2 separate regions of the Homo sapiens genome follow, and region 1 is linked to region 2. A link is a loop called in an ENCODE intact Hi-C map of the cell type or tissue named here. Cell type or tissue: K562. All regions are shown on one strand. Each heading gives the region's core, and the rest is flanking DNA. Links, peaks and the distances in the headings are about the cores only.

Region 1 (10,658 bases), core at 5,419-10,418, 140 kb after region 2:
GTCTCATAATGACGGTCTCAAGTAGTAACAGCAGTAACTGTCATAGTGACAGTCTCAAGTAATAACCGTGGCACTATGCCACATGTAACTGTTAATGTTGACCTTGTTCATCTGGCTGAAGTAAACAAGGAATGTTTAATATGTAATTATCAATAAAATTTTTACAATTAGTAGCTACAATTATAGTAGACAATTTTGAAAATATATTAAAAATATTACTCAAAATGTCTGCAGATAACCTATATAGCCCAAAATAGGGAAGCGGCTATATAAATGGTGCACATTCACTATATGGAATGTATACAGTCCCTTAAAAATAGCAAATACAAGGCTGGGCGCAGTGGCTCATGCCTGTAATCCCAGCACTTTGGCAAGATGGATCACTTGAGTCCAGAAGTTCGAAACCAGCCTGGCCAACATGGCGAAACCCATCTCTACTAAAAATACAAAAACTAGCCAGGTATGGCAGCACACGCCTATAATCCCAGCTACTCAGGAGGCTGAGGTACAAGAATCATTTCAACCCAGGAGGCGGAGGTTGCAGTGAACCGAAATTGCGTGACTGCATTCCAGCCTGGGCAACAGACCAAAAAACAAAAAAAAAGTATATATATGTATATATAACTATTTGCTAATATGGAAAGAGATATAACATTTTTAAATGACCACACTCCCTTACTTCCAACTAGGTAAAAACACCATAGCCTAAAGAAGAAAATGCAAAAAAAAGACAGCCACTGTAATTGGTCAGACGAGAACATGGGTAATTTTTCTTCCTTTCTCGTCCCCAAGTAGATAGTGTTTAATTGCTACTTTTACAATTACAGGCAGAAAAAAATGTTTAACTGCTCAAATTTTACAAAAAATATTTCCTTTTTGAGGGTGAGCGTATACCCATACACAAACTATGTGGGTTTGGGAATTAGGCCTTGCAAACACAGTTTAAAAATTCCAATTCTCGGCCAGGTGCAGTGGCTCACGCCTGTAATCCCAGGAGGCTGAGGTGGGCGGATCACCTGAGGTCGGCAGTTCATGACCAACCTGACCAACATGGAGAAACCCCACCTCTACTAAAAATACAAAATTAGCCAGGTGTGGTGGCATATGCCTGTAATCCCAGCTACTCGGGAGGCTGAGGCAGGAGAATCGCTTGAACCCGGGAGGCGGAGGTTGCGGTGAGCCAAGATCGTGCCATTGTACTCCAGCCTGGGCAACAAGAGCGAAACTCTGTCTCAAAAATAATAATAATAATAATAATTCCAATTCTCTATGTACCCCAAAGTTTACTTATTTTAGCTCACCAGATTACTATCGTTACTAAATTAAAAATTCACCTGTACTGTTGCTCCTGGAAGCCTGAAAACTGCACTTTCTGGCCTCCTTGCCAACTAGGCTTAAGTTAGAGTCTGTCAATGAGAAGCACTTCTGTGAGATCAGAAGAAGCAGGGAGGCTGGGTGCAGTGGCTCACACCTGTAATCTCAGCACTTTGGGAGGCTGAGGTGGGTAGATCAACTGAGGTCAGGAGTTCAAGACCAGCTTGGCCAACATGGTGAAACCCCGTCTCTACTAAAAATACAAAATTAGCCGGGCGTGGTGGCATGTGCTTGTAATCCCAGCTACTCAGGAGGCTGAGGCAGGAGAATCGCTTGAACCTGGGTGGCAGAGGTTGCAGTCAGCCAAGATCGCACCATTGCACTCCAGCCTGGGCGACAAGAGCGAAACTCCATCTCAAAAATAAAAATAAAGAAGAAGCAGAGAAACAGCGAAACCATTTTCTACTTGTTTCTAAAAACCAGCAGTTGCAGCTAATGGCAGGTACTGCAGACTCCTGCTAACAGATACGCAAGTCATGGTGGAGATTCTGCCCAACAGCTGTGGGCAACATCAAGCTTCAGCAGCACAGGCAATGAATGATTCCAACAATTTCAGCAGTAATGAGCTAGTTATCCATGTATCCCCTTCTCAACTCCAAATTCTCCCTTTCAGTCCCTGTTCAGTGATAGGGATGCTAAGCTTTTCTTTTCTTTTCTTTTGGCTAGGGGCAGTTAAACTTTGCCAGTAGAGGGTGCTGGAGGGATATCTAAGAAGAAAGGGGTGTTTTCTAGCTCCTGCCACACTATCAGTAGTTTTGTTTTAATGAACACCTTCATACAGCCCTGCTGATGAGGACCCAACACACTCCAGGACTTGCACAGGTACACACAGTGATATCCCAACTCCCTCTGCATAACTGCCCATCAACCTTGGCTCACCTGTACCCGGAAGGTTGCTTTCTGCTCCCCAGAAGAAGTGGTGTACCACTTTACACTCCCACCAGCAGTATATGAAAATTCCAACTGCTCTACCTCCTTACAAACACTTGGTACGGTCAGTCATTCTATTACCATTTTAGCCACACTAATAGGTATGTAATGATATCTCACAGTAGTTTTAATTAACAATTTTATTCAGATATATGTCATAAAGTTCACCAATTTAAAGACTTCAATTGTTTTAAGTATATTTACAGTTACGCAACCATCACCATAATCTTTTAGAACATTATCATCATCCCAAAAGGAAACCCTGTAACTATTAGTGGATACTTCCTACTCCATCTGCTCTCCCCAGTTCCAGACAACCACTAATTTCTCTATATATAGATTTGCCTATTCTGGACATTTCACACAAATAGGATCATAGAAAATATGTTCTTTTGTGACTGGCTTATTTCACTTATCCTAATGTTTATGAGATTTATCCAAGTTGTACCATGCATCAGTACTTAATTCCTTTGAACTGCTGGGTAATATTCTATTTTACAAATAGATCACATTTATCTACTCATCAGTTGATGGACACTGGGTTGTTTCTATTTGGCTATTATAAATAATACTGCTAACTCATATACAGGTTTTTGTGTGAATATATTTTTTGAATTCTCTTGGGTATATGAAATTTCTGGGTCATATGGTTACTCAGCTTATCTTTTTGAGGAATTACCAAAATCAGTCACACTATCTTACATTCCTAGCGTAACAAATGAAGGTTCCAATTTTTCTACAATGCTCACCAACACTTACCTGTTCTTTCTGATTATAGCCATCCTAGCAGGTGTGAAGTGGTGTCTCATTATGGTTTTGACTAATGATGCTTAGCATATTTGCATATGCTTAATAGCCATGTACATGTATTTTTTAGTGAAGTGTCTATACAAATCTTTGGACCATTTTAAAAACTGAGTTATTGTTTTCTTATTACTGAGTTCTGAGAATTTTTTATATACTCCAAGCCCCTTATAAGATACATCTTCTGTATCCTGTCTTCATTCTGTTAAGTGTCTTTCTAATTTTGAAAGAAATTCTGAATTTTGATGCCATCTGATTTATCCACTTCTTTTATGGATCATGCTTTTGGAGTCATACCTAAGAGATCTTGGTCTAACCCAAGATTCCGAAGAATTTCTCCTATATTTTCCCCTAGAAGTTTCATAGTTTTAGGTTTTTCATTGAGGTCTAACAGCCCTTTGAGTTAATTTTGGTATATGGTACAAGCTATAGCTCAAAGTTCTTTTTTTTTTCCTACAGCTATTCAACTATTCCAGTGCCATTTGTTGAAAAACGATATCCTTTATATTTTATGCAATTGCTTTTGCACTTCTGTCCAAAAATCAACTGTCCATGTATGTGTGGATCTATTTCTGGACTCTATCCTACACTACCAGACAAATGGATTTTAATTTAACAGTTAATTTAATTTTTTAAGGTGACTGCCATGTTTTCAGATACGTTAAGAAACTACCACTTGTCAAGTTTTGACATAGTATCAAAGAACATACAAACATCTGAAAATATTCATCCCTTTTCAAGCTATAAATCTGTGTGATGCCGAGTTTTTATATACACTAACCAAAACACTTAACAAAGTGACTGCAAAGGGAGAGATGAGAATCCAATTGTCTTATAATAATCCAGATAACGTTATTTTTATTAACATATATTGAGTTTATTGTTACTTTTAAATATTCTAAATAATTTGTATTCATTCTTCATTTCTAATATGGTAAATATCTATCTTTACATATAAAACCCACATAAACAAAAGTCCTTTGGGTCCTCAATTTTAAGAATGTAAAGGGGTCTTGGGACAAAGCTTTGAAAACCACTACTCTAGCTACATCAATGCTCTTCAAACTGTTCCATTCAATAGAAATGCCTCTTGGCACTTTTCAAGGACTTGGAATGAAGAAATGAAACATGCAGAAAACATTGTTGCACAGGTCCTAGATACGTAGTAGACATGTACCCAATATTTGGTAAATGGGGAAGTAATCAAAAAAGACATGGAATCTCCAATATTCTATTTCAAAAGTGTTATAACAGAACTGCACCCTAAACAGGGTAAATTTGTGTGTAAATTATACTTTATTAACCTGATTCCATCTTTACAGAATACATTAAGAGGTGACAGAAGGGAAGGAGAGAGACAGGAAAGTAAAAAGTGTATTACAGCCAGGCACAGTGGCTCACACCTGTAATCCCAGCACTTTGGGAGGCCGAGGTGGGCGGATCACCTGAGGTCAGGAGTTCAAGACCAGCCTGACCAACATGGAGAAACCCCATCTCTACTAAAAATACAAAATTAGCCAGGTGTGGTGGTGCATGCCTGTAATCCCAGCTACTCGGGAGGCTGAGGCAGGAGAATCCCTTGAATCCAGGAGGCGGAGGTTGCCATGAGCCGAGATCGCGCCATTGCACTGCAGCCTAGGCAACAAGAGCTAAACTCCGTCTCAAAAAAAAAAAGATATTATAATGAAGTTAAGTTATAAAAAATAAGTGTACAGGGAATGCTTCAGTCTTCCAAGCCTTCAAGAATTCATGTCTATCATGGGCTGAATTGCACTGCCCCTCCCCCCGTAATTCACGTGTTGAAGCCCTAACCTGCATGTATACACAATGTAACTATATTTGGAGACAGGATCTTTAAAGAGGTAATTAAGTTAAAATGAGGTCCTTAGAGTAGGCCCTAATCCAATATGACTAGCGTCTTTAAAAAAAGAAGAGATTAGGACATAGAGGGACAACTACATGAAGACATACAGAGAGAAGACTACATGAAGACACAGAAGACAATCATCTACAAGCCAAGGAGAGAGACCTCAGAAGAAACCAGGCCTACCAACACCTTCATCTCAAACTTCTAGCCTCCAGAGTTGAGAAAACAAATTTCTCTTAAGCACCCAATCTGTAGTACTTTGTTACAGCAGCCCCTGCAAACTAAAACAATATCTAAAACTGAACTACTTATCTCTTTCCATTCCCATTTGAAATAATATAAAAATCAATCATTTTTAACTCCTCCTCCTTATATTACCTCTTCAATTACTATGTTCTATTAATTCTACCTTGGTCTATTTCTTCTTTTCCATTCTTTCCATTCCCTCTACCTTAATGTAACTCCTATATCTCATCTAGCCTACTGCAACAGCATTCTAAAATATAGTCTGAATTATTAAGTTTTCCCTTGGGGGGTTCTTACTTCCTATTCACTTTTCAAGAACTCTTTCTGTTCTAACTGTATTATACTAAAAATAAGTGATCTTCATAGTCTTACAGGACAGAAGTAAAACCCACTAAAGTAAGCCTGGCCTGGAAGAAATGGGAAGTAGGCATCTGGAAGAGGATAGCCCAGCAATAATCACTCACAGGGCTTCAGTCTAAAAAGTATTCTAATTGAGCAATATAGCAGATCTCTTTTGCACTGTCTTACCAGCTCAAGAATGGACACAGCCAGTCATGATTCTTATTCTTCCATTACCTTTCCCACCACCACCCAGCTACCTGGATCAAAAGGATAAGCAACTGACCCAAGATGAGCCAGTGAGATTGTAGCTTCCAGAAATTTGAATTTAAGACAAACAAAAACTTGTCTTAACCAGGAAAGAGATAGACTCAGTAACCCTGGGGGATTGGTTTCAGGAAGTCCACAGGTGCCAAAATCCACAGATGCTCAAGTCCCTTATGTAAAACAGCATAGTATTTCCAAGTAACCTATGCACATCCTTCCATATACAGGAGTCCCCTGAACAAGAGTTAGGGGCACCGACCTCCTGCACAATCAAAAATCCACATACAGCCGGGCGCGGTGGCTCACGCCTATAATCCCAGCACTTTGGGAGGCTGAGGCAGATGGATCACCTGAGGTCAGGAGTTCAAGCCAATATGATGAAACCCCATCTCTACGAAAAATACAAAATTAGCCAGGCATGGTGGTGCATGCCTGTAATCCCAGCTACTCGGGAGGCTGAGGCAGGAGAATCGCTTGAACCTGGGAGGCGGAGGTTGCAATGAGCTGAGATGGTGCCACTGTACTCTAGCCTGGGCAAAAAGAGCAAAACTCTGTCTCAAAAAAAAAAAAAAAAAAAAAACACACACACATACAACTTTTGACTCCCGAAAAACTACTAATGGAAAACTACTAACAGCCTACTGGTGACCAGAAGCCTTCCCATAACATAATACAACATAAACAGTAGATTAATACACATATTGTACTACTTTTTTTTTGAGACGGAGTCTTGCTCTGTTGCCCAGGCTGGAGTGCAGTGGCGCGATCTCGGCTGACTGCAAGCTCCGCCTCCCACGTTCACGCCATTCTCCTGTCTCAGCCTCCCAAGGAGCTGGGATTACAGGCACCCGCCACCACATCCAGCTAATTTTTTCTATTTTTAGTAGAGACAGGGTTTCGCCATGTTGTCCAGGCTGGTCTCGAACTCCTGACCTCAGGTGATCTGCCTGCCACCGCCTCCGAAAGTGCTGGGATTACAGGCGTGAGCCACCGCACCCAGCCTTTGTATTACATTATACTAGGTATTATGAGTACTCAGGAGATTATTTAAAGTACAGATCTGTGAACATCACAGTTTGAACTACATGGGTCCACTTATACGCGGATTTCTTTCTTCAATAAATATATTGGAGAATTTTTTGGAAATTCACAACAATTTAAAAAAAGATGAACTGTGTAGCTTAGAAGGAGCAAAAAAAATAAAATTATGCCATGAATGCATAAACTGTATTATATGTATTGCGTACTGTATTATATGCTGCATTCTTACAATATGTATTGTAATATTATATACTGTATTCTATATTATATACTTTATTTTTACAATAAAGCTAGAGAAAAAAATTAAGAAAATCAGAAGGAAATTACATTTACAGCACTGTACCATATTTATTGATACCTGTCTGTTTACAAGATAAATCATTCTGAAATGGCCAGCAACCACAGCTACAAACCTCAATCTATGGCACATATGAAGCAATTCGACTTTTTCTTCATAATGTCATGCCTTTTTTCAGCTTCCTGGAGCACTTCCAGCATCACTTAGTGGCACCTCATATGGATCCCATCATGTTATTCAAAGTTTAGGGTACTGCACTAAATGCAATGAAAAATACAAGAGAATCCAGAGAGATACTTTTTACCATATACAATTTACTGGAGAGATGAGCTCCAACAACAGCAACACTTGAGCTCACAACAACAGCAACGGAAGGTGGCCACAAAATTATTACAGTAGCACAGTATGCACTACGGTTAATTTCATGCAGTTATGATTTAATACTGTATCTTTAAGTTTCTTTACATCTCTCAACTGTGAATGGTGCCATGTACAGTCTCCATTACATGTTTGTGTGTGTAAGTTTTGATAAATTTTAACATTTCATGACAGATTTGTATATATTTTATGATAGTGAGTAAAAGACTAGTATCTACATATATTTTATGCATTAATGACATAACTTTTTAACTTTCTCACTATTTCTAGACTACACAGTTCATCTGCAAGTTTTTTCAAATTGCTGCAAATCTCCAAAATTTTTTTCAATATATTTATTGAAGAAAAAAATCCATGTGTAAGTGGACCCATGTAGTTCAAAAACCCATGTTGTTCAAGAGTCAACTGTACTTTAAATTATCTCTAGATTACTTAGAATAATTATAACATAAATGTTATGTAGTCATCATACTGTATTGTTTGAGGAATAATGACAAGAAAAAAAGGCTGTACATGTTCAGTACAGAGGTAATCATCTATTTTTTTCCAAGTATTTTCCATCTGACATTGGATGAATCCACAGATGCGAAACCCACAAATACAGAAAGCTGGCTGCATATCAAGACAATTTATGTCTCACGTCAGCTCAAAACCCTCCCATAGCTCCCTATCTCACTATAAAAGTCAATGAAGTCCTACATGCTCTCTCCCCATTGGCTCCATATCTTTCTGACCTCATATTATACTTACTCTTCTCCAACTCTTTTACTCCGTTACAGCTACACTGCTCTCCTGGTGATTTATTGAACACTCTAGGCATGCTCCCATCTTAGACACTTCACATAGGCTATGTTCCCTCTGCCTGGAATGCTCTGCCCAGAGTATCTGCATGGCTAACTCCTTCTCCTTTGCTCCTTCTCAGTGAGGCCTTCCTTTACTGCTATATTTAAAACTGCGACCCCTAGTGAGCCAAGATCGCGCCACTGCACTCCAGCCTGGGTGACAGAGCAAGACTCCGTCTCAAAAAAAAAAAAAAAAAAAGCAACCCATGCCCTCATATCCTGGCACTTCTTATTCCCTCCCAATTCACTGTTCTCCACAGCGTTTATAACCTTCTAGTTATGCCATATAATTTACATGTTTATTTTGTCTTAAGCTAATAACTATAATGTAAGCTCTATGAAAGAAAGGATTTTCTCTATATTGTTCCTTGCCTAGCCCAAATGCATAGAATAGTGCCTGGCTCATAACAGGTCCTCAGTAAACATTTAACGAATAAATGCATGTACACTTGGTCACAAGCATGCCAAAACAGTGAAAGGTAATGCGTGGTAAGAAACATGCAGCAGACATCTCTGGAAACAAAGAAGACTGTGTGGGTCTAGAAAGAGAGGAACTAGCTGTCTGATTCTGACAACTTTCTATCCTTTTAACTCATTTCTTCCAAATTTAAGTTACCTCAAATTTTTGCCATAGTGATATAGAACATGATCAACCATAATACTCTTTAGCTTCACACTTTTCGAATGAATATGTTCCGTAAAGCATAAAGAACAGCTGCTTTGGTATTCTGTAATAAAATTACTAAGACTTTGTATTATGTTGTGCTAATACAAGCAGTAATTTAGCAAAATGGAAAAGAAAAAAAAAAAAACCTCAGCTTTATATCACTGAGCCGAAATGTGGGCATTCTATGACAAAATGTTTAATATTATCTTTGAGAACTGCACATCAACACTTGCAACATCTATTCCAATATTGTACTGCTTTTCCTTTAAAAAAAAAAAAAAAAAAGTATATCCTTGACCAAAGGATAGACTTTTCTCTGAAACTGAGAAATCTCAGTGCATTACAGGATCGGACTCCTAACCCATAAAATGAGGAGGGCAAATGTCTAAGGTCTCCTATAGCTCTGAAGTTTAAAAATGTCAGGATGGATAGCAGTTGACATAACACATCTGCACTCATACAAATAACATATACACAGTAAGAATGATTTATCCATCCCTGTATTATGAGAATGGATTATAAACCTGTTGATTTTACAAAAATTAATTTAATACTGAAGAAACTTTAGAGATCTTTAAAATCTAGCAAACAATTAGTATGAAACAGCCATGTCGGAACTAAGTATTACTACAAATGCATAACATTCTGAGCATCAGACTATCATATATGGTACCATCAGAGGCAAGCAATGTGCTATTTTTAAAAGGAAGGGAAGACTTACTATACGCACGGTTGATGTGTTTGTAACATTCTTAATCTCTTTGCTCAGAATATTAAAATATATTTTTAAAGGACAGAGAACCGGCCAGGAACGGTAGCTCACGCTCGTAATCCCAGCATTTTGGGAGGTTGAGGCGGACAGATCACCTGAGGTCAGGAGTTTGAGACCAGTCTGGCCAACATGGCGAAACCCCATCTCTACTAAAAACACAAAAATTAGCAGAGGGAGGTGGCGCGCTCCTGTAATCCCAGCTACTCAGGAGGCTGAGACAGGAGAATCGCTTGAACCTGGGAGGTGGAGGTTGCAGTGAGCAGAGATCATGCCACTGCACTTCAGCCTGGGCAACAGGGCAAGACTCCATCTCGGAAAATAAAATAAAATAAAATAAAATAAAATAAAATAAAATAAAATAAAATAAAATAAAATAAAATAAATAAAAAACAGAACCACAACAGTATAAGTGTTTTCAAAAGTAGGTGATACTGATTTTTTTTTAATTTAGTTTTATGTTTGGCCATACTTTGAATATCTCCTACCAAAAAATTTCTAAGCAGATTTAAAAAACCTAAGTCGCATTTTTTAAAGAAATAACCTATAATAACTGATTTCACAAATAGAACATTTTTTATTAGTTTTTTGGCATCTTTGCTATATCATTTTTAATCCTCTATAACCCTCCCTTTTCCTTTAAGTGTTATTTCAACTTAAATTTAATTGTAAAAATGTCAGAAGACTTCCAAACTGGAATTTTGCAAAAGCAGGCATGAGAATACGGCACTAAAATTCACTTGCATTTCATGACTAATAATTTCATAAAACAAAATAAAGCAAAATAAAGTTTCCACCAAATTATATAAATGATTCATCCTATAGAGGGAGTGACA
Region 2 (11,439 bases), core at 3,210-8,209:
CTCAGTCTGCAGTTCCTCAAGAGGTCAAACGGATACAGCAAGATCCAAGACTCCCCACCATAAATCACGCTGTTATTACCGACTATCTGACAGGGCCCAAGGGCCCAAGTAAACAAAGACTGTCATCAGGCAGGATATTTCAAGGGCTTAGAGTTTGTCTCCCAGAAGGTAGTCAAGGGCCAGTCCTTTCTCTGGGAGATGCAGGGTTTGAACACCCCAAGCCTGCTGAGTTAATCCTTTACTTCACAGGGAGAAAACTAGTGTAATTCAGATAAGTCTGTAGCTTAGTTAATAGTCTTGTATCAAAGTTTTTCCCCTGGGTTTGAGCATTGTTCCATAGTTATATACATTTATAACATTATAGGTAGCTAGATAATGGATATATATGATTTGAGCATTGTTCCATAGTTATATACATTTATAACATTATAGGTAGCTAGATAATGGATATATATGAACTCTCTATACTATTTTTGTAAATTTCTCTAAGTCTAAAATTATATCAAAGTAAAATGTTAAAAATATTCATGGAAGGCTGGGCGTGGTGGCTCACGCCTGTAATCCCAGCACTTTGGGAGGCCGAGGCAGGCAGATCACCTGAGGTCAGAAGTTCGAGACCAGCCTGGCCAACATGGTGAAACCCCATCTCTACTTAAAATACAAAAATCAGCCGTGCGTGATGGCGGGTGCCTGTAATCCCAGATACTTGGGAGGCTGAGGCAGGAGAATCACTTGAATCTGGGAGGTGGAGGTTGCAGTGAGCCAAGGTCATGCCACTGCACTCCAGCCTGGGTGACAGAGACTCTGTAAAAAAAAAAAAAAAAAAAAAAAATCCATGGGAACATGGACAAGCAATGGAAGAAATAAGAAAATATATTATCTGTGTGTATCTGGCCCCCTCACCTCATTTGCTCATGGAGTGGAGCCCAATCAATGACTAATTCCAACTCAGGTGTTCACAGCAAAATTCATCACTTACTGCGCATCTGTTGTATGGATGAGGACTCTGATGGCTTCCTGGAGGAATTGCTAAATAAGCATTATCTTTTCAGAAATCAAATCACCAGATAATCTTTCTGATCCTCAGTTTCCCCTGTCTCACAAATGGGAATGAAAATTCTGATGAACTAATAAAGTAGGCTATCAATGGAAGATTGCTGTTAAGAATGTCTTTAGACTCAATTGTCATCCACACTAATACCTGCCTGTCATTCTGCCAGTGCGTTTCTCTTCTACAACTCTCTTTTTGGGGATGTCGCCAATAATCTATATTTCAACAAGATGGATAAAGCTGTGAAAAGGATCGGATTCTGCCCAGGACTTCAAGGTGACATACTTTCCCTTTACTTCTGGAGAGGGTATTCTGTACCTCTTTAGGTTTGTCTTATCCTTGTCTTTCCCCCATTGAAATGTAAGCTGAAAGGAAACAGAGAGCCTTGTCTGTCCCAGGCTTTGCTGTAGCTCCTGCACCTAGAACAATGCCTGGCACTCAATAGATCCATGTTAAAGGAGTGACTGAGTTTCTCTTGGCCATTAAACCCTTAGCATTGGTATGGCTTCTAATAGCTCTGTCAGAATTTGTACACTTCTGGATTGTTCCAGGAATTGGAGGACTACTCTGGGCAGATGTTTAAAACTAGTATCTCTTAATATTTCAAACCCTATATCAGTGTAGTGGCTATGAAAGAAAGAAGTTACTTTTTTTTTTTTTTTTTTTTTTTTGAGACAGAGACTTGCTTTGTCACCCAGGCTGGAGTGCAGTGGCGCAATCTCATCTCACTGCAGCCGCCACCTCCCAGGCTCAGGTGATTCTCATAGACTCAGTCTCCCAAATAGGTGGGAATATAGGCACGCATCACCACACCAGGCTAATTTTTTGTTTCCTTGTTTGTTTGTTTGTTTTTGCATTTTTAGTAGAAACGGGGTTTCACCATGTTGGCCAGGCTGGTCTCAAATTCTTGGCCTCAAGTGATCTGCCAGCCTCAGCCTCCCAAAGTGTTGTAATTACATGCGTGAGCCACCGCACCTGGCCAGTTCCTCTTTTTTTTTTTTTTTTATCAGACATAACCAACTGTTGCAGGAACAGCCCAAGTCCAAACAAGGGCATAAAAATGAGAAGTGCAAGTATTTTCAGACAGGCCTCCCATTATAGACTGTACGACTGGGAAAGACTGATCATACTAACAGTGCGAGGCTAGCTAACTTTTCCCTCCAATTTCCTTCCATAATTGCTTATCTTGGGTGGTTATACACCAATACTTTGTCAAACAGTATGTGACCTCAGCAGAACTGACCAATACATTACTGGAGCAGAATAATCAGTCTTGAAATAAACCCATGGATAAAGGATGGATTGTCCAATAAATGACATTACGACAATTAGGTAAGCATTTGGAAAAACAAATGAAGTTTTGTTACACCATATATGTTATGGATTGAATTGTGTCCTCCCAAAAGATACATTGAAGTTCTAACCCCTGGTATCAGTGCATGTGGCCTTTTTGGAAATAGGGTCTCTGCAGTTGTAATCAAGATGAGGTCATTAGGAGGGCCCTAATCCAATATGACTGACATCTTTATAAGAAGAGGAAAAGAGACACAAACACACAAAGAGGATGCCGTGTGAAGACAGAGGGGCCGAGGCTCAAGTGATTCTTCTATAAGCCAAAGATTGCTGGTGACATCAAAGCGAAGAGAAAGCCGTGGAACAGATAGATGCTCCCCTAGAGCCCTTCAAGAAAGCACAGCCCTGCTGCCTCCTTGCAAACAGAACCATGAAAGAATAAATTTCTGCTGTTTTAAGTCACTCAGTTTGTGGTGATTTGTTATAACAGCCCTAGGAAATGTATAATATCATATCATATAACATAACATAATAAATATATTATAATACAATATTCCAAAAGATCAGATATTTACGTGTTTAAAAATAAAGCATGAGAAGATATATTGGACAGCATATAGTTTGGGGAGCAGAAAACCTTTGTGATCTTAACACTAAGATCTGAAATCATGACAGAAAAGATTGACCAGCTGACTACATCAAAAATATACATTTCTGTATCACTCACAAAAAAGAATAAAGTTAAAAGAAATAGTAGAAGCGTATTTGCCACATATGACAAAGAGCTTATGTGCACAATTCATAAGGGCTCCTATAAATTATAAAAATGTAAATAACTCAACATATGTATGAACAAATGACTAGACAAAGTACACAAGAAATTCAAATGGCAATAAAACACGTAGAGAGTTGTTCTGCTTCACTGATAATGAAATAAATGAAAATTAGGATAAAATATATAATTTCTCCCAAATCATACTGTCAAACATGAATCAAATTGAAAGCCTCTGACACTGACAGCAGCAGCTCCCACATGTCCCAGCCAAAGAGACTTAGGGATGTCAGCTGTGATGTCAAGGGTGACTCAGCAGATCTGAGTTGACCAAACCCTGCATACAGCCTTGATCAGCTCCGAAGAGATGACCCCTGAGTCCTTGGAGTGTCCCTCCTGATAAGGGTGGCTTTGTGTATCTGAGGCCTTGGGCCACATCCTTAGTTTATGCCAACAGTGTGATTTATGATGAAAGCCTGTTCACACGTGCCCGAGGCTCTGGGCCATGCTCTATTAATTTCACCTCTGTTGGGCTGAGGTCCAAGTAGCCGAGGTCAGTCACATGGGCACTGCATGCCTATGTGACTGACCCCAATGAAAACCCTGAACACCAGTGCATAGGTAAGCTTTCATGGTGGCTAACACCTCAAGTGTGCCGTGAAACATCGTTGCTGGGGAAAATAAACGCTATCCGTTCAGCCCCGCAGGGCAAGGACACCAGAAGCTTGTGCGAGTTTCTCCTGGACTCCGCTCTATGTTCCTTTTTCCTTTGCTAATTTAAATCTGTATTTTCAAAGTGTAAGCACAAATCTAATAGCCTTTCTTAGTGCTGTGAGTCCTACTAGCGAGTTGCCAAACCCAAAGGTAGTCTAAGGACCCCCTTCACAAGGGTCTCTTTGCACAAAGCTGGAAGCTGAGTTTGCAAAGCACTGTATATAGCACCTAGAGAACCTGCATTACTCAAGTGAAAGAATGGAGGGGGCCAGGCTGAGAGGGGGTCTCGGTGGCGCCCAGGGGTTGCAGCTCTCCTGGGTACTCATGTTGGTCTGTCTGCACCTGGGTGGAATATGGGATGGATAGCCCATGCCCTGGGCCTGGCAGCAAGCCTGCAGCCCTCAGGCCTGGCACCTGCAGCTGTGAGCTCTAGTCCCAGTCCAGTGTGAGCCAGAGGCAGAGCCAAAGGGACGTGTTCTTGGTCACTGGGGGCTGGAACTGATGACAGATGTGCTCTTCCCACACATCCTAACGAAAACAGCTGCGACAATACTTCACGCATGGTGCTGGACACGTAAGGCAACACACACAGCTTGGAAGTGCTGTGTGACTGTGAAAGTGATTTTCCTCCTGCTGTGTACTGAATGGTGTCCCCCCAAATTCATACGCTGGAGCCCTAACCCCCAATGTGACTGTATTTGGAGACAGTACCTTTAAGGAGGGAATGGGGGTTAAATGAGGCTATTAGGGTAGGCCATAATCCACTAGGACTGGGGTCCTTATATGAAGAGGAAGAGACCGCAGGCACGCTGTTGCACAGAGGAAAGGCCGAGGGTGGATGCAGCAGGAAGGCGGCCACCTGCAGCCAGGGAGAGAGGCCTTCGGAGAAACCAGCCTGCACACCTTGGACATCCAGTCTCCAGGACAGTGAGAAAATCACCTGTGTGCTATAAGCCTCCCAGTATGTGGCACTTTCTTAGGTCAGCCTTAGCAAACGAATAGAACTCAGAGATGGACACAGACGGCTCCCAGGTGTTCACCTGGCACTGTAGCCCTCATCTTTGCTCCTGCTGTCGTTTCCGAGGAGCCTGTGGAGCCGGCCGTGCAGTCGTGCAGGCAGTAGTGCTTTGCAGGCTACAACATCTCTCCTGTGGGCCTTCTGGGTGCACACGGAGGTGGAGCCTCCTGGAGCACAGTCATGAGCAGAGCTCTCCTGGCTCCACCTCTGCCTCCCATCAGGGGTGAATAAGGCGGAAGCTGAGGGGACAGTCACAGCCAGGACAGGAATGTCACCCCCAGCTGGCAGACAGCACTCTGAGCAGCCAGGCCTGGGATCCTCTGACCTGCCCACTTCAGGAGGCCAGTGTGGTCACTGCCACCCCACGGTCTGGGGACCCTGGACTCCAAACTTGTAAGTGCTAGAGTGGGCAGCTGGAGGCCATCTGGGCACTTTAAAACACAGGTACTCGGGAACAAACCTCTGATGGGGTGGGTGGGGTGAGGGATGGGGGACCTTGGGTCCCAGGCCCTCTGTGATTTTCTGATGAACTTCCTTCTGTGGGAGCGCTGGCTCAGGGAGCTCCTGGCCTCTCCTCCTCTACCACTTCCTCCGCCACCCGCCTCCACCTGCTCCCGGCCTGATGTCCGCAGGGTCATGTGTGCAGTAGTCCCACGTCCAGGCTCACTGCAGAGGCAGCCCTCTTCAGACAGGAGGCAGAAGAGAGGGCCCCCGCAAGTTAGCTTTTACTTTAATATTATTATGTCATTATGTGTATTATTATTGTCATCAACATCTTTTTATTCTGCAAATACTAATTTCATATCCCATATGGGCAGGCTCTGTGCAAGGTAAATTACTAAGTTTTGTTAATGAAGTCAAACAAAGTCATGGGTTCTATAAGAAGACAACTATTTTAAAATATGGCATAAATGACATTATATAGTTAAGATAGTATAAAGACACGACTTGGAACAAGCAAACGTGGGAACAAGGCAAGGAGAACGTGTAGCTTCCTTTTGGAGTGCTCATACTAATTGCTGATGAAACATTTCTGCACTCGGCAGGGAATCAGTCCACAGCCCCCCTCTGATTAAAATGCGACCCAGCTTGGACTCTGAGAGCAAATGTCCCAGCGACCCTGGGAAGAAGTGATGCAATCCTCTCTTTGCGCTGTTTATCATTTCTGAGAAGCAATGACATAGCTGCCTCTTGCAGTTTGGTCTAATTACTTGTCTGATCTCCCCCAGGGAGAAGCAGCTCTGTTCTCCCTTGGCCTCCAGACAGTGGGGCCCACAGTCTCTACTGGAGGAGTGGGGCCGGCCATCGTGGGCAGGGGAGGTGGAGACCCCTTGAAGCTGATCTGTATTGCAGGGTGTGGAGTAGGGCTGGGGGTTCCTGGGCCTCTAATCTTTAAAATCCAGCAAGAAGGTAGTGTACTGTGAGCCAGGCCCATCATTCTCTTTCCTCCCTGAAACCATCGATGAGTCTTCCCCTAAGGGCTGGAGGGGAGGGTCCCCTTTCTTTGACTTCCCTTGCAGTTCCTCTGATGCTGAAGAGTAGGGCTTGCAGGGACTCTGCCTCCTGCAGGGAGCAGCCACTGTTTCCAGGGACCCTCACAGAAGAGGAGCTAATTTCACACTTTGGGACTCCATAGAAGCCAGCTTCCTGGCAGTTTGAAGTGTGCTTCTCACACATCTTCCACCAGCTTGTTTGTCTGCCTATATCTGAGGATCCTTTAAAGCGATTGAAACAAAATTAAGGGTAAGAAAATTAAAATTTGCTCTGTGCTTGCTATGTGCCAGACACAGTATTTGGCATGATACAGATTTTCATTGACATCAGCTCACTTGGGCAGGTGACTTCACCTCTCCGTGTCTTAGTGTCCTTACCTGTACTGATAAACTAATGGTACTAGCACTTAACCAGAGGGATATTGTGAAGAAAGACTGATGTAATATACATAAAAGACTCAGAACAAATCCTAGGACAGGGAGCATTCAAGAGTGAGGAGCTATTTCATCCTCCTCCTCCCCATCAAGGTAGATATTTAGCCCATTTTACAGATGAAAAGTGGAGGCCCAGGCAATGGAGTCGCCCTCACAAGGACCTCCTGAGGGAAGTGGTACAGCCCCGATTCAACCCAGCCCAGAGTCCTCCTTGACCTCACACCATCACAGCATCTCTCCTATCGGGACCCACAAGCACTTCTGAAACCTGGAAAATAATTACTACCTCCCTGTGTTATCATTGACTTCCAAATTCTTCCACATAGGACAGTGGCTTTCAAATTTCTTTGGTTTGGTTTGTTTTTTTGAGACAGGATCTTTCTCACTCTGTTGCCCAGGCTGGGGTGCAGTAGCATGATCATAGCTCACTGCAGCCTCAACCTCCTGGGCTCAGGTGATCCTCCCACCTCAGCCTCCCAAGTAGCTGGGACTGTAGGTGCATGCCACCACACTTGGCTAATTTTTTAAATTAATTTTTTAAACTAATTTTTTATAGAATGAGGGTCTCACTATGTTGTCCAGAATGGTTTGGAACCCCTGGCCCCAAGCAGTCCTCCCATCTTGGTCTCCCAAAGTGCTGAGATTAGAGGGGTGAGCCACTGTGCCTGGCCAGCTTTCAGTTTTTGATTGCCTCACTTGGAAAGAAATGTTTTATATCACAACCCAGAAAATATACATATAAACATGGAATCAAGATTTAATGACACAGTACTTTCTCTCACTGTGTTCTATGTACCTGGTATTTTTCTAGTAGGTTTTGTGTGTGTGTGTGTGTGTGTGTGTGTGTGTGTGTGTGTGTGTTTTCAGACAGGGTCTCAGTCTATTACCCAGTTTGGATGCAGTGGTGCAATCTCGGCTCACTGCAGCCTCAACCTCCTGGGCTAGCAATCCTCCCACCTCAGCCTCCCAAGTAGCTGGGACTCCAGGCACCCACTGCCACGCCCAGCTAATTTTTTTTCTCTTAGTAGAGACAAAGTCTCACTATGTTGCCAGCTGGTCTCCAACTCCTGAGCTTAAGGGATCCTCCCAAATTCTTGTGATTACAGGCATGAGCCACTGTACCCTGCCCTGTTTTATTTTTAAGCACTGGTTTCAACTGGCCTTGCCTGGCAGTTTGAAAACCACTGGCAAGGTGAAGTGGCCAGTGAGGGGGCAGGTGTCAAGTGTAATCTGCCCTGGGACTGTGTGGCACAGCCTGAGGATCCTGTTCAGACAAGACTCCAAGCACTCCGTCCAGGATACCTGGGCCCAGCTTCCTAAGCACCAGCCCCGCCCCAGGGGAACTGTTCCATCCCCTGCTCTGAGATGCAGTGGGCTCCTAGTGGGCATAGAGGGAGGTTTAGTGAGAAGCGCACCTTCAGGGCCCCCACAATCCACCAGGCTGGATCACCCAGATTCACTGAGGGCGTTCACAGCACCCCCAAAGATGTATTCCTTTAGCATTTGATCATTCAGTCTCCCCTTAAATGGGAGGTGCTCCTTTGCTGTTTGCATGTCAGTGGGGAAGGGTCTCGTGCCATGAGGTTTGGAAACTGACCCTCTTGACTAGAGACCCGCCAGGGCTAGCAAGGTGGAGAGGCGGAAGAAGGGGGGAAAGCAAAGGGAAATGAGTCCTAGGAGGAGCTGCCCTCCAGGCGCCATCCTGACTCGCCAGCCTCAGCTGCGGCTCTTCCCCAACCCCTTCCTCTGCTTCCTGGGTGCACGGCCAGCCTACCCCTCCTGGCTTCACTGTGGCCTGTAGCTGAATTCTGGCCCAGTGAATACGCATGGACAGGATGAGCAGTACTTCCTGGCCTGGCTCCCCACACGCCATGCTCTTCCCCTTCAGCTTGAGACAGGGGAGCATAGGGACCTTGGGACCCACATGGAAGTTTGGAGGGTTCCCACATGGAAGATTGGGGCATCCCACATAGAAGGAGCTCAGGCCCCCAAATCACTGCTTAGATGGACACCAACTGCCCCTCAAGATCACTCATTTTGAACTTCACGTGACCAAAATAAACTTACATTATGTTAAGATACGGAGATTACCCTAACAGGCAAATTTTCAAATTTCTAAACTATCCAAGCTCAAGGAAGTGGAGGAAGGCATTCTAAAATTGAATTTAGCAAAAACTTACTTCAAAACAGGAAAGACTCTATATTGGGTTGAACAGTGTCTTTCCAAAATGTATGTCCACCGGAATCCCAGAGTGAGCCCTTACGTGGAAATAGGGTCTTTGTGAATGCAGTCAAATTTAGATGAAGTCATGCTGGAGGAGGGTCGGCCCTTATCTAGTGATTGGTGTCCTAAAAAAAGAGAGAAATTTGGACACAGAGACACAGACACATGGGGAAAAGGCCACGTGAAAACAGAGGCAGACATTGGAGCTCCAAACTAAAGACACCAGGGGCGCTGTGACTATCAGAATGAGGGGACGCAAGAGCAGCTTCTTCCGGGGAGCCTTGGGAGAGAGGATGGCCCAGCCAGCACCTTGCTTCGGGATTTCTGGCCTTCAGAACTGTGAGAGAATAAATGTGTGTTGTCTTAAGCCACCCAGTTTGTGGCACTTGGTTACAGCAGCCCCAGGAAACCAATACACTCTGAAATCAAAGCTTAGTGTAATTTTTAAAAATTGTACTATTTTTAGCCCAGTTCTGGGCCACGTGCTCTTAGGAAGTGCTAGTCCTGATTCGATGCTTCCAGCTGGAGGAGACCCCTCCTCCCCTCACCCATCCAGAGAGATCACCTTGGGGCCGGGCTACTGGATGACCTCCAGAACAGAGAAACTCTCTGCCCAGGAAGAACAGCATTCTTTATTTTTGAGACGGAATCTGGCTCTGTCACCCAGGTGGGAGTACAGTGATGGATCACGGCTCACTGCAACCTCCGCCTCCCGGGTTCAAACGATTCTCGTGCCTCAGCCTCCCGAGTGGCTGGAACCACAGGCATGCACCACCATGCCTGGCTAATTTTTGTATTTTTAGTAGAGATGGGGTTTTACCATGTTGGCCAGGCTGGTCTTGAACTCCTGACCTCAAGTGATCCACCCACTTTGGCCTCCCAAAGTGCTGGGATTACAAGCATGAGCCACTGCACCGAATAAGGTTCGTCCAGCTGCCAGAAGGGGCCCAGCTGCCCTTGAAAGATGGTGTGGCCCACCCTCTGCCGTGGTCCCCGCCTGAGCCATGACAGGGAGAGGGAGGCCTGGAAGATAAAGACCATGAAGGCAGATGCAGGAATCTCAATTCCTGAGGCTGCTCCCGGGACCCAGCCCAAGTAGGTGGATGCCTGTTTGTCAGCCCAGCCACACTTATAGACCAGAATCAGCCAGCTCCTATCAACTATCAACCTTCACTTCAAGCATTCAGACATACAACAAATCATGCAGCTGATGGCTTCTGAAATCAAATTTGAAAAGGGAAAGCTGTTGTAAACCCATTAGCTGCTAATCAGACCACCTCAAGGAACACTAGGATGAGTGTTTTGTTTTGTTTTGTTTTGTTTTGTTTTGTTTTGTTTTGTTTTGAGACAGAGTCTCACTCTGTCTCCCAGGCTGGAGTGCAGTGGTGCAATCTCAGCTCACTGCAACCTCACCTCCTGGGTTCAAGTGATTCTCACGCCTCAGCCTCCCGAGTAGCTGGGATTACAGGTGCCTGCCACTATGCCCTGCTAATTTTTTAATTTTATTTTTAGTAGAGATGGGGTTTCACCATGTTGGCCAGGCTAGTCTCAAACTTCTGACCTCAGGTAATCCGCCTGTCTCAGCCTCCCAAAGTGCTGGGATTACAGGTGTGAGCCACTGCGCCCGGCCAGATGAGTGTTCTTTACAGAGCAGATGTCTTTTTAAACATGAAGCATCACTCCGTGGAGGAGTATGCTGGAGCTGCAGTAACAAAGTGTCATGAGCAGAGGGGCTTAAACCACAGAAGTGCCTCACCTCGGAGCTCTGCAGGCTGTTAGTCCAAGAGCAAGGTGTCCGCAGGGTTGGTTCCTACTGAGGCTGTGAGAGCAAATCTGCCAGGCCTCTCCTCTAACTTCTGGTGTTGGCAGGGAAAACCTGGGGTTCCTTGGTTTGTAGAGGCAGCACCCTGATCTTTGCTTTCATCTTCACATGGCCTGTTTGTTTGTTTGTTTGTTTTGAGATGGAGTCTCGCTCTGCCACCCAGGCTAGAGTGCAGTGGCATGATCTCCACTAACTGCAACCTCCTCCTCCCAGGTTCAAGTGATTCTCATTCCTCAGCCTCCTGAGTAGCTGGGATTAGAGGCATGCACCACCATACCTGGCGGATTTTTTTTTTGTATTTTTGTTAGAGATGGAGTTTCACCATGTTGTCCAGGCTCGTCTTAAAGTCCCGGCCTCAAGTGATCTGCCTGCCTCGGCCTCCCAAAGTGTTGGGATTACAGGGGTGAGCCACCATGCCTGGCCAGCTTGGAAGTTTTTGAAAAGCTAAACAGACACACACACACACTATTGTGATGCCCCCCAATCCGCCCCAACACATATGCTAAACAGAAACGTGTGTGTTTGTCCGCCAAAAGACATGCAAGAATTTAGAGAGCAGCACTGCTGGTGATTGCTAAAAAGTGAAAACATTTCTAACCTCCATCCTGCAAGGGGAA

Evidence for each region. Hi-C counts contacts between places; a loop is a spot of excess contacts. Peaks named below come from ENCODE experiments on the same cell type or tissue, not always from the same donor. Only the 100,000 strongest peaks of a DNase experiment are listed, where the experiment ranks them.
Region 1: it touches region 2 in a loop (2.1-fold over the local background); 1 of 110 quality-filtered maps calls a loop at or near these places.

What each region holds. Positions count from the first base shown.
Region 1 is chr5:10,355,894-10,366,551 of GRCh38, reverse strand. The region is part of intron 1 of MARCHF6 (membrane associated ring-CH-type finger 6); the gene reads right to left. Among named protein-coding and RNA genes, the nearest start is that of MARCHF6-DT, 7.2 kb to the right of the region's middle. In K562, for the core only: a CTCF peak has its summit at 8,523; DNase peaks (open chromatin) are centred at 8,241 and 8,481; H3K4me3 peaks cover 1,527 bases.
Region 2 is chr5:10,496,357-10,507,795 of GRCh38, reverse strand. It overlaps LINC02212 (long intergenic non-protein coding RNA 2212), which reads left to right and starts at 5,068. Exons shown (of 3, transcript NR_104606.1): 1 at 5,068-6,591. LINC02213 (long intergenic non-protein coding RNA 2213) reads left to right here. Exons shown (of 3, transcript NR_134289.1): 2 at 1,221-1,327; 3 at 2,272-2,806. RefSeq lists an enhancer at 3,753-4,647. In K562, for the core only: CTCF peaks have their summits at 5,052 and 5,547; DNase peaks (open chromatin) are centred at 3,475 and 6,035.